Regions from separate parts of the Mus musculus genome. Here region 2 is linked to region 1. A link is a loop called in an ENCODE intact Hi-C map of the cell type or tissue named here. Cell type or tissue: heart. All regions are shown on one strand.

Region 1 (8,000 bases):
AAGGGGAAAAAAAATCCCACAACCCAGAGAAGCAACTTTAAACACCTTGGGAGAAGCCCCTCTGGCCCACCATCCTCACAACCCCTCCTCTTAAAGGGGACAGAGCCACTAACAAGACTGCACAGGGCAAGCACTTGGCGTGCCTGCCTCCTGGGAGCTCAGGGGGCCATGAGTGCTAGAATCCTGGGAAGGTCCTTTTAGAAGCCCCATGGACAAAAACCATAGCAGACTGAGTGATCAATACAAGTACCCCACCCCCACTCCCTCTACTGACAAGACATTAGGCCTTAAGAACACCTTAAGAGCAAGACATTAAAGCCTTGCCAGGTAAGCTACAGGGGATTGCTCTTTGTACAGTGCAGCGCCTGGCATGTGTCAACAGAAATGGTCAATGTCAACATACACCTTCAGAGTTCATTTATTGATCGGCAACTTTGTTACTTTAAAAAAAAAATTAAACCATAACTAAGCAACAAAGATTCAGGGTTTTGGGTTTTTTTTTTTTTTTTTTTTTGGTTCTGAAACAAATCAAAATTACACTTATGCATACGCATAGGTTAAATATTCCAGGGGAGCCAGGTATGGTGGCATACACCAGTAATCCCAGCACTCTGGAGGCAGAGGCAAAATTACCGGAAGTTCAAGGCCAGCCTGGTCTACATAGCAAGTCCTAGCCCAGTCAGTCTACGTAGTGAAACTGTCCCAATACAACAAATAAAGGAAGAAAACATCTCAGGGAGAGAAAGAGACTGTATTGCAATAGAAAGAAAGATTTCTTTGGGTTTAAGACATGCTGTTATTCCTTTAGAAGATACTTTAAAGACGCTTTTTGAGTCATAAATTTTACTAAGAAATGTGTTATTAAAAACCGTAGCAATTCAGCTAAAATTTCAGCCATTGTCCCCCTCCCCACAGTGCAGCAGAAGACCTCTGCTTAGGCCTTTTCTACACAGAAGAAAGGGAGAAGGAAAACAAACTTAGCGTCTATATCTTTTAACGTTTCAAGACCCAAAATAAACCAACTGTGTTGATATACATCTGTCATCAGAGACTACAGCAGGAGACTGCCCCAAGTCTAAGGCCATCAGGACACAGAGAGCACCAGGGCCAGCTAGAGCAGCTAGCTACATTGCAAGACCCTATCTCAACAGCCGCAACCAGACAAACACTCCCCACCCCCACCCAAAGGAGAGAACGGGATGCCTCAGCAGGACTCTGGGGTCAGAGGTCAGGTGAATGAATGCTAGACACCAGTATCAAGACCAGAGTACCAGTTGGCTTCAGCAGCCCACTCAATCGTGAAAGCTGAGTCACTGAAGACAGGAGCTAAAATATCCACTCTGACATCCATCGCCCGGGTAACATTTCCTCAGTGGTAAGAGCCTACCTAACCCGGTGGGCAAGTGGAAGGCAGGAAGAGGGTGCTAAGACAGCATAGACTGGCGTCCACAAACAGACAGGAGCATAGGAGTCTACCCTTCCCAGCCCCCTCTCTCAAGCACTGGCCCCGGAGGAAACCTGTCTTCGAGTACAACTTAGAGATGAAGATTGAAATAATGGACAACCCCTGAGTGCACAGCCCTAGGCTCTGTGCTTAAGAGATTCCGAGGGAGCCGTCACCACAGGCCAAACACAAACTCCGGAGACTTGTCTGCCTTTGTTCTGAGAAGGACTGGCCAGGGTAATTTTAAATTACAGTTCTTTCCCCTCCTGAACCATAAACACAGCTTTTCCAACTGTCCCTTGGAGTCACCTCAGGCTCATGAGGATCCTGAGAGTCACTGACAGGACTTACACACCAACACAAGCAGATACAACAATAACAACACCACGAGGGCTGGCTCCTCTATACATTGAGCTATTTCACGGCAGCAGAAGTGGCCAGTTATCACAAGGCAGATTGAGGAAGACCGTCAGGAAACAAAAGACAGAAACGGGTGCGGCATGTCCTCAGCCCAGCTTAAATGGCAAGTTCATAGGGCTGAAGTATCTCCCTTGCTTCCCCCAGCACTCCGGGCTACACTCGGGAGACGAGGGCTACTGCACCCCAAGACACTTTAAGGAGACCTGGGAAAGAACAGCTGCTTTTTAAACGTTTAGCAATCCTCTGCAAAGGCGGAAGTTTCCAGTTTCGCTCAAGTTTGTCCTTCACTCAAGCCTGACCGTACATACATATGGCTATCCTCACAGTGACAGGACTTCAACAACGGACTTCAACATGTGCAAAACTGGAACACATTACAATACTAGATAAAATTGGAACGAGGCAAAAATCAAGTAGAACCCAGAGCAAGAGACTAACAGTCAATAAAGCTGCAGAGCCCAGTGAAGGTCAACCTAGTTACTTTGTACTCTGTGTTCAGTTCCCACACAGCCTTAGAAACGCTGACTACCTTCAGGGACCCAAGAAGGCTCAGGGTGTGACATGTGGAAGGATGGATGTGCTCACGGTGCGGCGAGGGTCCTTCGGCTCACCTGATAAAGCTTGATGATATTTGGGTGGTTCAAAAGTTTCATGAGCTGGACCTCCCGGTAGATCTTCTCCAGATTGCTAGAATCTAACCGTGTCTTGTCAATTATTTTTATTGCAACCTACAGATTTTAAAAAGAAAAAAAGGGGGGGAAAAACTTCAAGTAACCTCATTACTTCATTTGTACTTTTTTTTTGGACAAATGAATTTCTCAAACATTTGATGTCTTCAAGAGGTCACAAGAAGTTGGGGGAAAAAATTAAAAGAAGCCACTAACATTTTTTAAAGGGATAGAAGTTAAATTAAAGCCTCTGTATTTTTCAGCTAGCTTTATTACAAGGAGCTGCTCACTTCTGTTGTGTTCCCCCCTCTCTATTTCTCTCTCTCTCTCCCTCTCTCTCTCTCTCTCTCTCTCTCTCTCTCTCTCTCTCTCTCTCTCTCTCTCTCTCTCTCTCGGAAGGGGGCGGTTGCTGGTCATTATTATCTTTGCTCTTCCCTAGTAATTGTACAAATTATGTAGAAGCATAATACAAAGCTTTTTTCCCCCTTTACCAGACTAAACAATGTCATCGTTTACAATTGTGACAATCAACTCCACAGGACTGAATCAGCACAGGGGGCCACCCCCTGGCTGGATCCACCCCCTGGTTTAGTCCCCCCCCCACACACACACACAACACGCGCGCGCACCTGCGTTTTGGTGACTCGGTGCCGCGCCAGCTTAACCACTGCAAAATTGCCTTTGCCCAGGGTCCGTTCCACGTCGTAAAAGCCCACCCGGAGGGGCTTCTGCTGGCCCTGGCCAGTGCCTGAGGGGACCGCACTGAACTCCGACATGATCACCATGGCTTCGGGCCGCACCTGCGGGTCAGCGAGGAGTGCGCTCAGCACCGACCGACTCCGGCTCGGTCCCGATCCCATTCCCCGCCAAACCCGGCCACTGAAACTGTGTCCGCCAGGCCACCACGCGTGCGTCCTCAACCCTCTGTTCCTCCAGCCCCAGGCTCCTAGTGTGGCCCCGACCCAGGTTCGCAGCTCACACCCCCACTCGCTCATTCCTTGATACAGTATCTCCTCGGCTAAAGTCCCCACGCACACACTCCTCTATCCCGAACCCCCAGCCTGCGCCCCCACGCGCGCGCCCCCTCGATCCCAGGTTCCCTCAGTGCGAGCCCCCACGCACGCGCCCCCCGACCTCCGGTCCCGGCCGGGCGCGCGCGCCAGCAGTCCACCCGCAGTCGACCCCAAGCCAGCTCCTGGACACCCTACGGTCCCGGGTTTTCACCGCGCTCCCGTCCACCAGTGCCAACGCTCGGCTCCTCAGGACAGGCTCCACAACCGGGCGCTCGCAGACCCGCCTCCGGGCGCCGACCCGCAACAATAGGGAGCCCGCCGGGCTGGAGTCCTGCCCGCGACCCCAGGCGCGCACCTGCGGGTTTCGGAGACCCGAACCCGCGCCATTGCTCACCTCCGCCGCCCTCCGTGAGCCCGACCCGGGATGCCACCCGCTCGGCTGCTAGCTCTGCTCCGGTGCCCGCCGTTCGCGCCGCCGCCGCCAACGCTGCCGCCACCGCCCGGGCCTCGCCGCATGTCAGCGCCCCGCCGCCGCCGGCCGCACGCGGCAACGCCCCGCCCCGCCCCGGCCCCGCCCCGCACAAGCCCCGCCTCGCCCCGCCCCCCGCGGCAGGCACAGCCCATTGACGTCGTTTTGACGCCAGAGCGACGCGCGGCCCGGTGCCTGCCGAGGGGGAGCGGAGATCGGGCGGTTGCCAAGAGACTGGAGGCTCTGACGCGCGCGCTGGTGAGGCCGTCGCCATGGCGACCGCGGGCGGTGACGTCAGGGGCCCGGCTCAGCAACCGCCCGAGACTGCTGGCGCCCCCTGCCGGGCATGGGCGACACTGCTGTAGCCCACCCCCCCACCCCACCCCCGCCCCCGACTAGGAGACCGAGCCTGCTTTAGGACCACTTCCAGGGGCTTCATGGTGGGTACGGTGCCCTTTGGGTGCTCAGTGCTCGCTTCGGACTCAGCAGGGTGGAATAGAGCTGCGGGATTTTCGGCGTGGGACTCTGGGGCTGATGGCCCTAGACTGATCAGTCTGCTATGCTGGGCACTCGATGTGCCGCCAGCAGTGGCTGCCCCTTGACCCTCACTTCATCCCTGAGAGGGCCGGCCAGCTGCAAGAATGCCTGGCTCTAGGAAAGTGTTGGTTAGTTGAACGCCACTTACTTTTGTTATAGAAAGAGAGAGGGGGGGGGGGAGGAGAGAGGAGAGAGAGAAAACCTCTAAATATTCAGCAAGTTGGAAAGTTAAAGCAGGAAAACGCGACTCATTTTCCCAAAGCCTCCTGCTTCAAGGGCCGCCTGGTCCAGCAGTGGTGTCCTGGGACAGCTGAATAGGACGCGTGCTTTAGACACGGGCTGCAAAAGGACCCAGCCACTACTCAGGGCTGATAGGTGGGGCCCTTGGAGGACTGGGCACTTTGCCCATTTTCTTGCTGTCTGCCAATTGGCCCACCCTGTCTGTCCCCAAGCTGCTTCCAGACAACAGATAGGACACAGGGCGGCTGGGACCTTGGAACTGACCCTGAGAGTGCCTGCCGGAAGCAGGGCCCATTAAAGGGGAGACGGAGTGTGGAGAGAGTGGAAATGGCATGTGTGTGACTCCTTCTGTTTGTGTTCCCTCACACCTCATCAGAAAGTAAGATGTGTTCTTAAGGGCAGACGAGAAAGGGGACAGACGATTCTCCAAAGGCTAGGAAGGTGGCGGTTTGGAGCTAAACTTCTGTGTCTCTCTTCCTCGTGGCTTCCTGTGTGAGAGAAAAACTAGCACCGGGTGGATTGATTAATCACAATTGATTCAGAATTCATCAGAATTCATTCCTCAACGGAGGAAGACTTCCTGGGTAGAGGCGGGTGGTAGGCTGGCCTGAGATAGGGCTCGCAGGGGCCAGCCATGTACTACTGCTACTGTACATTACTCCCACAAGGATCGTACCAGTTGCAGCCCTGCCTTTCCCGGTCCGTGTGTTTTGAAGGACATTCAAGGACAGTAGCCATCTCAGGGCCCCTTAGTCTTCCAACATGCTCCCCCTGGTTTGTCCCAGGTTCATAAATCAAGGTTTGGGGCAGTTATTTAGTCTCTCCTATCTGAACAGCTTACTGCTGTTCCCCTCACCCCTGGGCGTCCTAACATCTCTCCCTGTTCCCAGGAGAGCTGCACAGAGGGTAGGAAACCCCTTGTTCTTACCTCATGGGCCCCCATCCTTTCCCAGCCTGTCCACCCACTGGCCTCGGTCTAGCCAGAGCCTTCCCAAAAGGTCTGAGGTGTTCTTCGCAAGCATGTCATCAGTGTGAGGTTCCAAAGGACAAATGGCTGAGGTGCCTATTAACCTGTCAGGGCTGACACTTGCGTTAGTATGTCTCAGCATCTAAAGTGCCTGGCTCCTCTCAGCCGCCTTATTCTTATGTAAGCTAACCATTTTGGCCATGGACTGACTCTCTTGGTTCTTCTTTGGTCTCTTTCTCTCTCTTCCCCTGCCCCCTCTCGGTCTTTGTCATCTTGGTCTTCTTTGTCTCCCTCTCTCTTCTTTATCCTCTTGCTCCCCATTTGTCTCTCTCCTCTCATGGTCCAGTCTATTGTTCTGACCATGTTCCATCTGGACCCTTCCAGAGGCCTCTGGTGGTTCTCTCCCTCATGACTACAATAAAAACAAAAACAAAAAAATTCCCCTCAACCATACCTCAGTCATGTCCTCAAGGCAACACAAAAAGCTTGGGGCCCAGACCTAGTGGAGGATGCTGTCCGGAGGCAAACCCGGATCCAGGCAAGTGTCTGGCCCCTCCTGAGCATCTGCTTCCAATAGCTGTCCTGTGCCAGCAGTGACCATATCTGTTCCTCCCAGATCCTAGAGGAGGAGCTTGCTGTGTCCATAGAGGCAGAGAGTGGGGCTGGTACCTGGCACTCTCTTGAAATCCTGTCTTCCCCAAGTGGTTCTGTGTCATTGATCCCTGGAAACTATTTCTTCCAGCACCTTGTTTTTTGTTGTGTTCTGTGGTAATGTTTTGGCACTTGAGGAGGAAGAGAGCACCAGGCATGCGCTGCTTTTGGAGACATGAGCAAATGACTCAGGGATTCCTCACCTAGATCAGGGGAGGGGCACTAGATTGTGCCAGTGAGGTGACTTGGTGACACAGTACTCTGACTGGCAAATGAGAACCACTCTGTTTCCCATCACACCTGTCCTGGGAGTGTGATGGTCCTGGAGGCTGGTTTTCTTGCTTGGACCATGAAGTTGGAAGTCCTATCTGCTGGGCCGGAGCTCTTCAGCTGTACATGACTATGCAGGCCATGCCACGGCCCTACCTTCCCGACCTAAATCGACACGCACAGAGCCTGGAGTTCTACACCAGCTCCGAGAAATGGGCCTGCTACCCTGAGCTGTGAGGACCTTGGTGTTCCTCTGAGGAGAAGGGTGGCTTCCTGTATCATTGAGAGTTGAACAAGACACCCTTCTTTCTTGGCCCACTCCACTTAGTACCAAAGGGCCCCTTCCCCTTCTGGCTGAGTCTCTCTTGGTTTCATGTTTTGCACAGCTTCTGCCTGGTGGCTCCTGAGGCAGTCAGGAAAAGTGGGCTGCCCCAGCCTGGTCACTTACCTTGTTCTATTTGGGTCCACCTTACTTCTGAACTGTGACAAGCTGCTGTGTGCTGAGGCAGAGTCACAGCCCAGGTTTAGAATGACAGCAGAAAGGAGGCCTAAGACTGAGGAATCCCCAGTCATGGGCCAGGAGCTTAGTGAGCAAGTCTACCCAAAGGCTGCCTAGCCTTGCCCTTGATAGCATCCCACCTACCCAGAGGCACCTGCCCTAGAATGCCGCTGTTGTTAGAGTATGCCTGGGCAGGGACATCCGCCTCCCAGGACAGTGACCAGATCAGCCAGCAGGAACCACTTATCAGAGCAACAAATCAACAAAACAAGCCAGGCCCCTAGGCTCCCAGCTGAGAGAAGTGGGAATTCTGGAGACATGGGACGGGACACAAATGGGAGGTGTCTGGGTTCTGGAGAGGTGGCCCAAGACAAAACAGATGGAGAAGCACCTGTGCACATACCAGTCGATATGTGTTTACCTATGGCCAGCTAGCCCTGGTTACAGAGCACCAGGCTTCCTGTTTGTAATGGGAAAAGTATTCGTTAATTAAGATTTCAGCTTTTGGGTCTTTTAAGTTTTATTTCTCTCTCTTTTTTTTTTACATTAGCACATAGAGTAATAGGCTTCACCATAAGAGTTTTATACACCAGCTTGTTTATTCTCTCTCCTCTCCTTCTCCCCTTCCCCCTTCCCTCCACATGGCTTTTTTCCTCTTTCAAATCTCAGTATTGGCTTACAGTCGTCTCCCCACCCCCAACCTTCCCAGAAGACACCACTTCCTCTCTCTAGTTTGAATACCTGTGTGTGTGTGTGTGTGTGTGTGTGTGTGTGTGTGTATTCACATATAGAAATTAAAATCTAGGCTGCATCCATGAGAGA
Region 2 (8,000 bases), 110 kb before region 1:
CATAGTGTTTCACCACAGCAATGGAAATCTAACTAGGACATGGACAATAGGTGAGTCAGCCCTGGCTCACCAAAGGCTACCAGCAAGGCCAGCCGATAGTAGTCTAGCCTATCAGAGAAAGGGCCTAGAGAGGTTGCTCAGTAGGTAGGCATACTTGCTTTGAGATCACGAGGACTGAGTTGAAATCCCCAACACTCAAATAAGAAGTTGGTCTTGGTTGTATATGCCTGTAACCCCAGTGCTCAGGGAGCACGGAGACAGGCAGATCCCAACACACTAATCAAAAAGCTTAGACAAAACGGTGAGCTGCTAGTTTAGTAAGAAACCCTGGCTCAAGGCAGTAAGATTGAAAACAATAGAGGAAGATATCTGTCTTAGGTTTCCATTGCTGTGAACAGACGCCATGGCCAAAGCAACTCTTATAAGACAACATTTAATTGGGGCTAGCTTACAGGTTCAGAGGTTCAGTCCATTATCATCAAGGTGGAAGCATGGCAGTGTTCAGGCAGGCATGGTGCAGGAGGAGCTGAGAGTTCTACCTCTTCATCTGAAGGCTGCTAGAAGACTGGCTCCCACATGGTTAGGAGGAGGGTCTCATTACCCACACCCACAGTGACACACTTTCTCCAACAAGGCCACACCCACTCCGACAAGGCCACACCGCCTAATAGAGCCCCTCCTTAGGTCAATCATATTCAAACTACCAGACTTCTTACCGTATCCTTTAAATGCACACAAATGGGCATGGGTCTCTGCATGTTCAAATGCTCGCAGCACACAGTTGTGGTTCAGCGCTTGACTGAGGCCTTGAGTCAGAACCCCAGGGCTATAGGGAAAAAAATAGAAGAAAAAATGAAAAGTTAAACAATGTAGATATAATGTAAGGTTTTTGTTTTCACATGACTGGAATGGGGAAGAGGGCAGTCAGAGCCAGATGCAGGATAATGACATAGTGTCTAAACGGGTGTGCCTCATTGTGTCTCTCCTACTTCATTAACCTACCCCTGGAACCTCTGGGTGCCCACTACCTGGAATTCACTGGCAGCCTCTTCCCTTTCACCCCTTTTCTCTGTTTTTGTTGTTGTTGTTGTTTTTGTTTTTGTTTTACAGGACAGGGTTTTTCTGTGTAGCCCTGGCTGTCCTGGAACTCACTCTGTAGACCAGGCTGGCCTCGAACTCAGAAATTCACCTGCCTCTGCCTCCCAAGTGCTGGGATTAAAGGCGTGTGCCACCACGCCCAGCCCTTTTCTCTGTTTTTTTTTTTAAATATCAATTTTAAAATGAATAATTAAAATATTTTTTTGTTAATTCTTTGGGTTTTGTACACACGAACACCGTATGCTTTGATCCTATTCATCCCTAAGTTCACCCCTCCAGATCTGTTCCTACACCTTCAACTTTCTTTTCTCTCTTTCCTTCTATAACTCAACTGTCATGGCTGGTCTTATGTCAACTTGACACAGCTGGAGTCATCTGGAAGCAGGTAATCTCAATTGAGAAATACCCCTATAAGATCCAGCTGTAGGGCATTTTCTTAGTGATTGATGGGGGTGGGCCCAGCCCATTGTGGGTGGGGCCATCCCTGAGCTGATGGTCCTAAATTTATAAGAAAGCAGGCTGAGCAAACCATGGGGAGCAAGCCAGTAAGCAGCATCCTTCCATGGCCTCAGCATCAGCTCCTGCTTCCTGTCGTGACTTCCTCCAATGATGAAAAGCAACATGGAAGTGTAAGCTGAAATAACCCTTTTCCTCCCCAAAGTTTGATTATGGTGTTTCAGCACAGCAACAGGAATCCTAAGACACTCACCTAATTCACTTAGTGCTCCACCTGTAAGATTGAAGGTGGGACTAGCAGCCCCTGCAGAGAGGTTGACCTAAAAGGGCCACACTCCTGAAGAATAGTGACTCTCCCTTCCCCAGTGGTCATCAGTGGCGGTCAACAGCCCCTCAGTCACAGGTAGGAGCTTGTGAGCCCCCGCCCCCTTCCTTCTCTACTCTGAACTCCTGACTGGCTAGGTCTTGTGCAGGAAAATTGGGAAGGGCACTATTTCCTCTGTGACAGTGACTCATCTTCTCCAGGTGCAGGGTAGCCGTGCATGCTCCACCCAGTGCAGATGTGACAATCCGGTCCCCTTGGTCCCACCTGTTGGTACCTTGGCCAAAAGGGTCAGGTAAAGTTCACCCTGGCAGGGCATTTGGGAGGCTCTGGGGAGTGGAAGGGGTGATTCCATTCTCCTGGATGGAGAAGGGTCTTCCAGAGTGTTTGAGTGGCAGTTGTTGTGGGCAGGGAGTGATTGATACCTGTGGATGCTTTCTGTCACATGCAATGATCCTTAAGAGGCTTTGTTTGGCCCCAGCAACCTCTCAGGCTAGTAGAAGCTCAAGATGAGGTCTAGCCAAAGTTGCATCTTTGCAATGGGGGGCTCCCTGGATGGACCTCAGTCCTCTGTAGCCATATGGTAAATCTCATGCTCCTGGTGGCTCTCACAGTGTCCTCTCATAGGGCTGTCTTCTTTGCTTTCCACATCCTGTTGACTGGTTGGTCCTTGACCTGTGGACACTGTCCTGAACCTACTGGATTTGATTCAGCTCTTTAAAGCTCCCAAGCCACCTCAGGCGTGAGTGATGTGTCCAACATGTCGCTGCCCCTCCCCCATCCTCCTTCCTGCTAGGATAGGAAACAGATTTGCATAAATACTCTGGGGGCACACTGATAGTCCACCTGTTGGTACCCTAAGTGGGCGGTGTCCTTCCTGTCCTCCCGAAGCTGTTCAGAAGTAGTGGAACCAGACTCTTCTGGCTGTGGTGTCCCCAGGATGCAGTAAGCAATAAGGACAAGAATGGGGGAGCTGGCCCTCAGGAGGACATGAGAGGCTGGATGTGAACCCTCTGGAGGGAGCTTTGCCCAAAGGAGTAGCCCTGCAAGTGACCCCAGGACAACCTCTTAGCCGGATCCCCTGAGCCTCTGCACGTATCCAGCGTCACTTGTACCCTCCCCCATACTATTTCTACATAGAAACCACCCTCCACATTCCAGCGCAGAGGCCTGCTTGCCCACGAAAGGGAGGCGGCAGCATGAGTCCCACAGGAAGCTGTCCCCGACACTTCTCCTCAGAGGGAGCATTCCTCGGGGCCCCTGGGGATCTGGCCCTGGACTTCCCAGGCAGGCTCAGCAGTGGCTCTGTCTCCTTACGTGACTGCCCGAGGGTGTACAGGCCCCTCTGAATGTGGGTGTGCGCCTGGGGACTGAGTGAGGAGCAAAGCCTGTGTGGACTTGTCATCTGGAACGAACTGGCAGGCAGAGACGTCAAAGCCACGCCGCTGAACAATGTTGCTTTTTTTAGCCTGGCAACCATCGCCTGGCAGACACTGGGAGAGGCAAGCGAGGTGCTCACTTGGCCCTGTCATTGAATGGACCCCAACTTAGAGTCTGGGACCCAGCGTAGGTGGGTTGGGGACAGAGGAGAGCTGCTTCCAAGATGCCCATTCTCTAGCCCGGAAGTCATCTCAGAATTGTGGTGTCAATGACATTTGTGGACTCTGTGGAGATGTAAAAGGTGAGCCTATGGAGCAGACACCTGGCTCACAAAGTAGCTTGGTCCCCTAAAGATGTGAATAGGGTGTTACTCTGAGCCAGGAACGATGGGACTTATGGAAAAGTCCCCAGGGCTTCTTATACTGCAGATGGCTCCTTACCTGAGACACCCCCATCTGGAGTAAACAAGCTGATGGGAGTGTGTCTGTGTGTACGTGTGTGCGCACACGCGTGTGCGCATTCAAGTTCGCGTGTGTTGGGGGTGGGGATGGGGGATGGATTACATGAGTGATACAGTAAAGCCAAATGAGACTCAGTTAGCAATGATCAGTTATATCACAATGTCACCAGCTTGTAACTCTCCTCCCTGATCACTGTGTTGCTCCGCCCCTGGGGCTGGGGCTTAGCTGTGTGCCTGTGTACTTTGTTCCCTGGACAGAGGACCTGGCCAGGCACACTCTGCTGCAGCAAGGCAGGGCCACTAGGACCAGCTGTTGAGTGAGCACCCTCAAACACCCCCCCACCCCTCCTCCCCCTTCTCTCCCATGGCCTCTGAGCTCCCAGGGAGGCAGTGACAGGGCAAATTCCAAAGCTAGGTGCTTGGGAGCTTTCAAGACTCAGGGAACAGGACTCTAGTTTTCCCTGGAGCTGAGGTGCTCCAAGAGCTTCGGTCCAAGGGGACATGTGCTGATGAGGGCCTCAGCTGTCTGAGTTAGAAGGGGCACCCGTGACATTGGCCAATGCAAAGGCTTAGGATCTGTGTTTCTGTTGCCCCATGCCACAGTTTTTCCTCTGACGAACACAGATGAATCATAGCCTCTCCATCTGGTTGTTTCCAAGGGCTTCCCTAGCTAGCTCAGGCTAGCCTGGGTAAGGACCCTGGGCTCTGACTTGGGCTCCCTGGAGTGTCCTGGGAAGGTCAGACTGGTCTCCATAAGAAAGTCTTGCATTCCTTGCTCTAGTAAGGGGCTGCCTACGCAGATCCCAGCACTCTACAGACTTGCTTATGCATAGCTGCTACTGCCCAGGGCTTTGGCTGTGTTTATTGAGTTCTGCACCTGGCCCCGCAGGGCAAGGAAGGTGCTGAACAGGCAGTCCCAGACAGGCCCATCAGGAAGAATGTGGTGTGGTCACATAGCTGTTCCTCTGGCTCAGTGGCCATGAATAGTTCTGGACATCACACTTTTAGGTCAGCTGTAAAGGCCCACTCCCTTGGCACCAGAAGTCACAGCTTTGGCAGGAACTGGAGAGTGGCTTGGCCAGTATGTCTATAGTATGCCTGGCCTACCCCAACCTGTCTTGTGCTTATAGCAGCCTGCAGCTGCCAGCCATAGTCCCTGAGAATCAACCCACTGACAACTCCAGGCAGTGACTGGCTCTGTCCAGGGTGTGTGTGTGTGTGCATACATGTGCACACATGTACCTGTGCATGTGGTATGCCTATGGCATGAGGGATATATTCGATGCTGTGTTTATATGGTATATAGGAGTGTGTGTATGTGTGAGTGTGTATAAAAGGTGCTATAACACAGTTGTGAGTAAATCAGTGGGGGATGTGGAACTTGGTGTGAGTATGAAAACATATGTATATGCGTTTAAGTGTGTGTGTGGGTGTGTGTGTGTGTAACATATTTACAAGTATGTCTGGGCTGTGTCATGTCCCTGACAATGTTCATCAGAGTGTGCTAGGGATATGTTTGGGAGTGTAAGGGGTATGTGTATAATTTGTGCATCTGGCATGGTGCCCGTAGCTCTGCTTCTTCCTCACATACTACATGCTATGTCCTGTCCCATGGATGGGGAACCCCAGGACCCCTGAGCTCCCCAGGCAGCCGCAGGGTGGAGAGTTTAGATAGCAACTCTCTCGACGAGGTTCCATCTTGTTTGGGGGTGCAAAGGTCAATGGTGAGAGTTGTCATACTGCTTGCTATTCGTCAGCACTAGCATTTCCAGACTGACCAGCCCAGGGCAACGAAAGGCCATAGTCCCTGAGATTTGCTCAACCATTTCAAGACATGATTGGATCTGGGTCAAACATACATGGTATGTGTTTTGAAACAAAACCTAGTGGGGGGGGATCTGCTCTCAGTCATACAGCCAACCTGGAGCAGGTACAGAACCCAGTAGAGGACTTACTTGATTCAGTGGCTTAGACTGTGAGGAAGTGGAAGCCAGGGGTCTGAGCAGTGCTCCCAGTATACAAAACTGGGCGCCTGAGGCAGGAACAGGACGAGGCAGAAGCCTTGAAAAGGAGGGAGGCCAAACAACAGTGGCTTGAATCCTCAGCATCCTAGTGAAGCTGACCTCGGGAGAAGAAGCATGGCCGGATTCTATGATTCCATCTAGGTGAGGGTGTGTGGGCATGGGCGGAGCTGGGCAGCACTGGGTAGAGCTGGGCAGCGCTGGGTAGAGCTGGGCAGCGCTGGGCAGAGCTGGATAGTGCTAGGCAGAGCTCTAGCATCACCCAGGTCAGGGAGATGGCTGTCAGCTGGCCAGTCATGGTGCAGACCCAAGAGCCCTGCCACAGAGCAAGGGAGAAAAGGCAAGGGAGAGTGTGAGTGAGGCCTCCCTGGAAGACTCCATCAGGGAGGAGGGGATGCTGGCTTTCTAGCAGCTTAAAAGGCAGATTCAGAGAATGTAAGAGCTGCTTTGACAAGATCACATTTTTTTCACAGGACTCTTCGGGAAGAATGAGGAAAGATAAGACCTCGGCACTGAGAAGATGTGGTGCAATTCAGCGGCTGGGTCTGTTAGAGAGCCGTGAGCACTGCGGGACTGGACAATCTAAGTACAGGCCAACATGAAGGAATGCTAGAACTAACAGAAGCCCCAGCTCCACAAATGTACAAACCAAGCCATCTCAGGGCCCCTGAGGCCCTGATGTCTTGCTATGGGCTTTTAGCCAATCATTACGCACCTGCCTCCCAAGTGCTGAAGAAGTCAGGTAGTCCTTTCTTTCTGGCTACCCGTGTCCCTAGGTTGCCCAGGTCTTTCATGTGGATGCAAACAGGAGGCAGGTATATAATCATAGGCCCTGCTGTGTTCTCTTGGGGGAACATCTAGGGTGTCGTGTTAGCAATGTCAGGATAGTGTTCCTTGTACAAGGCTGAGCCTGAAGCTGCTTTCTCCGTCACCCTCAGAACCATTGGTACGGCTGGCCACCAGTTGCTATAGCTATTGGTAGTACTGCTTTGTGGTCGCCTGTGGGTCCAGCTGGCTGGCCCTGGTCCACACCCTCAGTGAGCTCAGTCCTCAGAGCCAGGCTGTGGGTGGGTAGTCTTGGGAACCCCTCACCCAGGGCAAAGCCAATAGCTCTCCACTCTCTCTTTTGAGTGTGAGTGATAAGTGGGTCCTGAGGAAAGTTAGTGGCTTGCTTGCCTCTGAAATGTCTACTATATTCCTGAAAGCAGGATCACTCCTAGGTCACTGATAGGCTCCTAGAGCCAGTATCTCTGCAACTGCTGTGGGGCTCATGGGATTCTTCTAATGGCCATTGTTTATGCTGAGGCTGGTGTACTCATTCATTCATTCATTCATTCATCCACCCATCCCAATGTGACGATTAGCGATAACTGTCAATGTGATACAATCTAGAGTAATTTAGGAAGAGAGTCTCAGTAAAGGACTGTCTAGATCGGGTTGACCTGGGGCCATGTATGTCTATAAGGGCATGTATTGATTACATTAATTGAGCCTAAAAGTGGGTGGCACTATTCCCTGGGTTTGGGTCCTGGACTATATAAAACAAGAGAAAGTGAGTCAGATGGAGGCATGCATTCTCTGCCCTTGATAGTAGATGAGGGTGGCTGCTTCCAGGTCCTGCTGTCTTGAATTCCCTGCTGTGATGGACCAAATCCTGGAACTGTGACCTTCCTCCCCTAAGTTGCTTTTGTCAGGGTGGCTTTTTTCTTGTCTCTTTCTCTGTTTCTTTGTTTCTTCCTTTGCTTCTCTCTCTCTCTCTCTCTCTCTCTCTCCCTCTCTCTCTCTCTCTCTCTCTCTCATTTCAGCAACAGAAAAGAAATTAGAACACCATCTATCTACCTAACCCAGTTGGTGGCAGGAGAACTATACCTGGCCCCAGGCTCCTAAAGAGAGAGCTCAGGTAAGCTGCTGCACAGAGTCCAGAAGAGGGTGACAGTGAGTGACTGGCAGGACCAAAAGCACTATAGCTATGGTCAGGAGGACCCCTGGAGGTGACAAGTGGAGGAGCCCTGGGATGGAGCAGGGGAGGACAGTTAGGGTCAAGGAAGTGATAGGGCACGAAGAGCCAGGAGGTGGACGGGGCCAAGTGGGTCTCATGTGGCCCCAGGATCCAGGCACATCTTGACTCTGCCTGCCACAAGGGACCCATACTCTTCAGAGCTTCTGACCTGTAGGATCTATCCATCTGAGTGGCTTGAAGTCATGCCTTTCTCCATGGTAACCTTCACCTACCCCCTTTCTCCTGCCCAAAGATGCTCTGTGT

What was found. Peaks named below come from ENCODE experiments on the same cell type or tissue, not always from the same donor. Only the 100,000 strongest peaks of a DNase experiment are listed, where the experiment ranks them.
Region 2: a loop joins it to region 1, with 2.4 times the contacts of the local background. A loop is called at or near these places in 5 of 42 quality-filtered maps.

The regions. Positions count from the first base shown.
Region 1 is chr17:31,851,733-31,859,732 of GRCm38, forward strand. Sik1 (salt inducible kinase 1) reads right to left here and starts at 4,072. Exons shown (of 14, transcript NM_010831.3): 1 at 3,940-4,072; 2 at 3,162-3,332; 3 at 2,476-2,592. The coding sequence starts at 3,317. In heart, CTCF peaks have their summits at 4,330 (motif pointing left) and 5,160; DNase peaks (open chromatin) are centred at 2,069, 4,239, 4,969, 6,479 and 3 weaker places; H3K4me3 peaks cover 5,035 bases; H3K27ac peaks cover 6,381 bases.
Region 2 is chr17:31,743,747-31,751,746 of GRCm38, forward strand. Gm30316 (a long non-coding RNA gene) reads left to right here. Exons shown (of 5, transcript XR_003952224.1): 3 at 1,464-1,483; 4 at 2,080-2,171; 5 at 6,211-8,000. Among named protein-coding and RNA genes, the nearest start is that of Gm30316, 12 kb to the left of the region's middle. In heart, a CTCF peak has its summit at 7,725; DNase peaks (open chromatin) are centred at 2,625, 3,205 and 3,965; H3K4me3 peaks cover 1,256 bases; H3K27ac peaks cover 5,151 bases; H3K27me3 peaks cover 137 bases.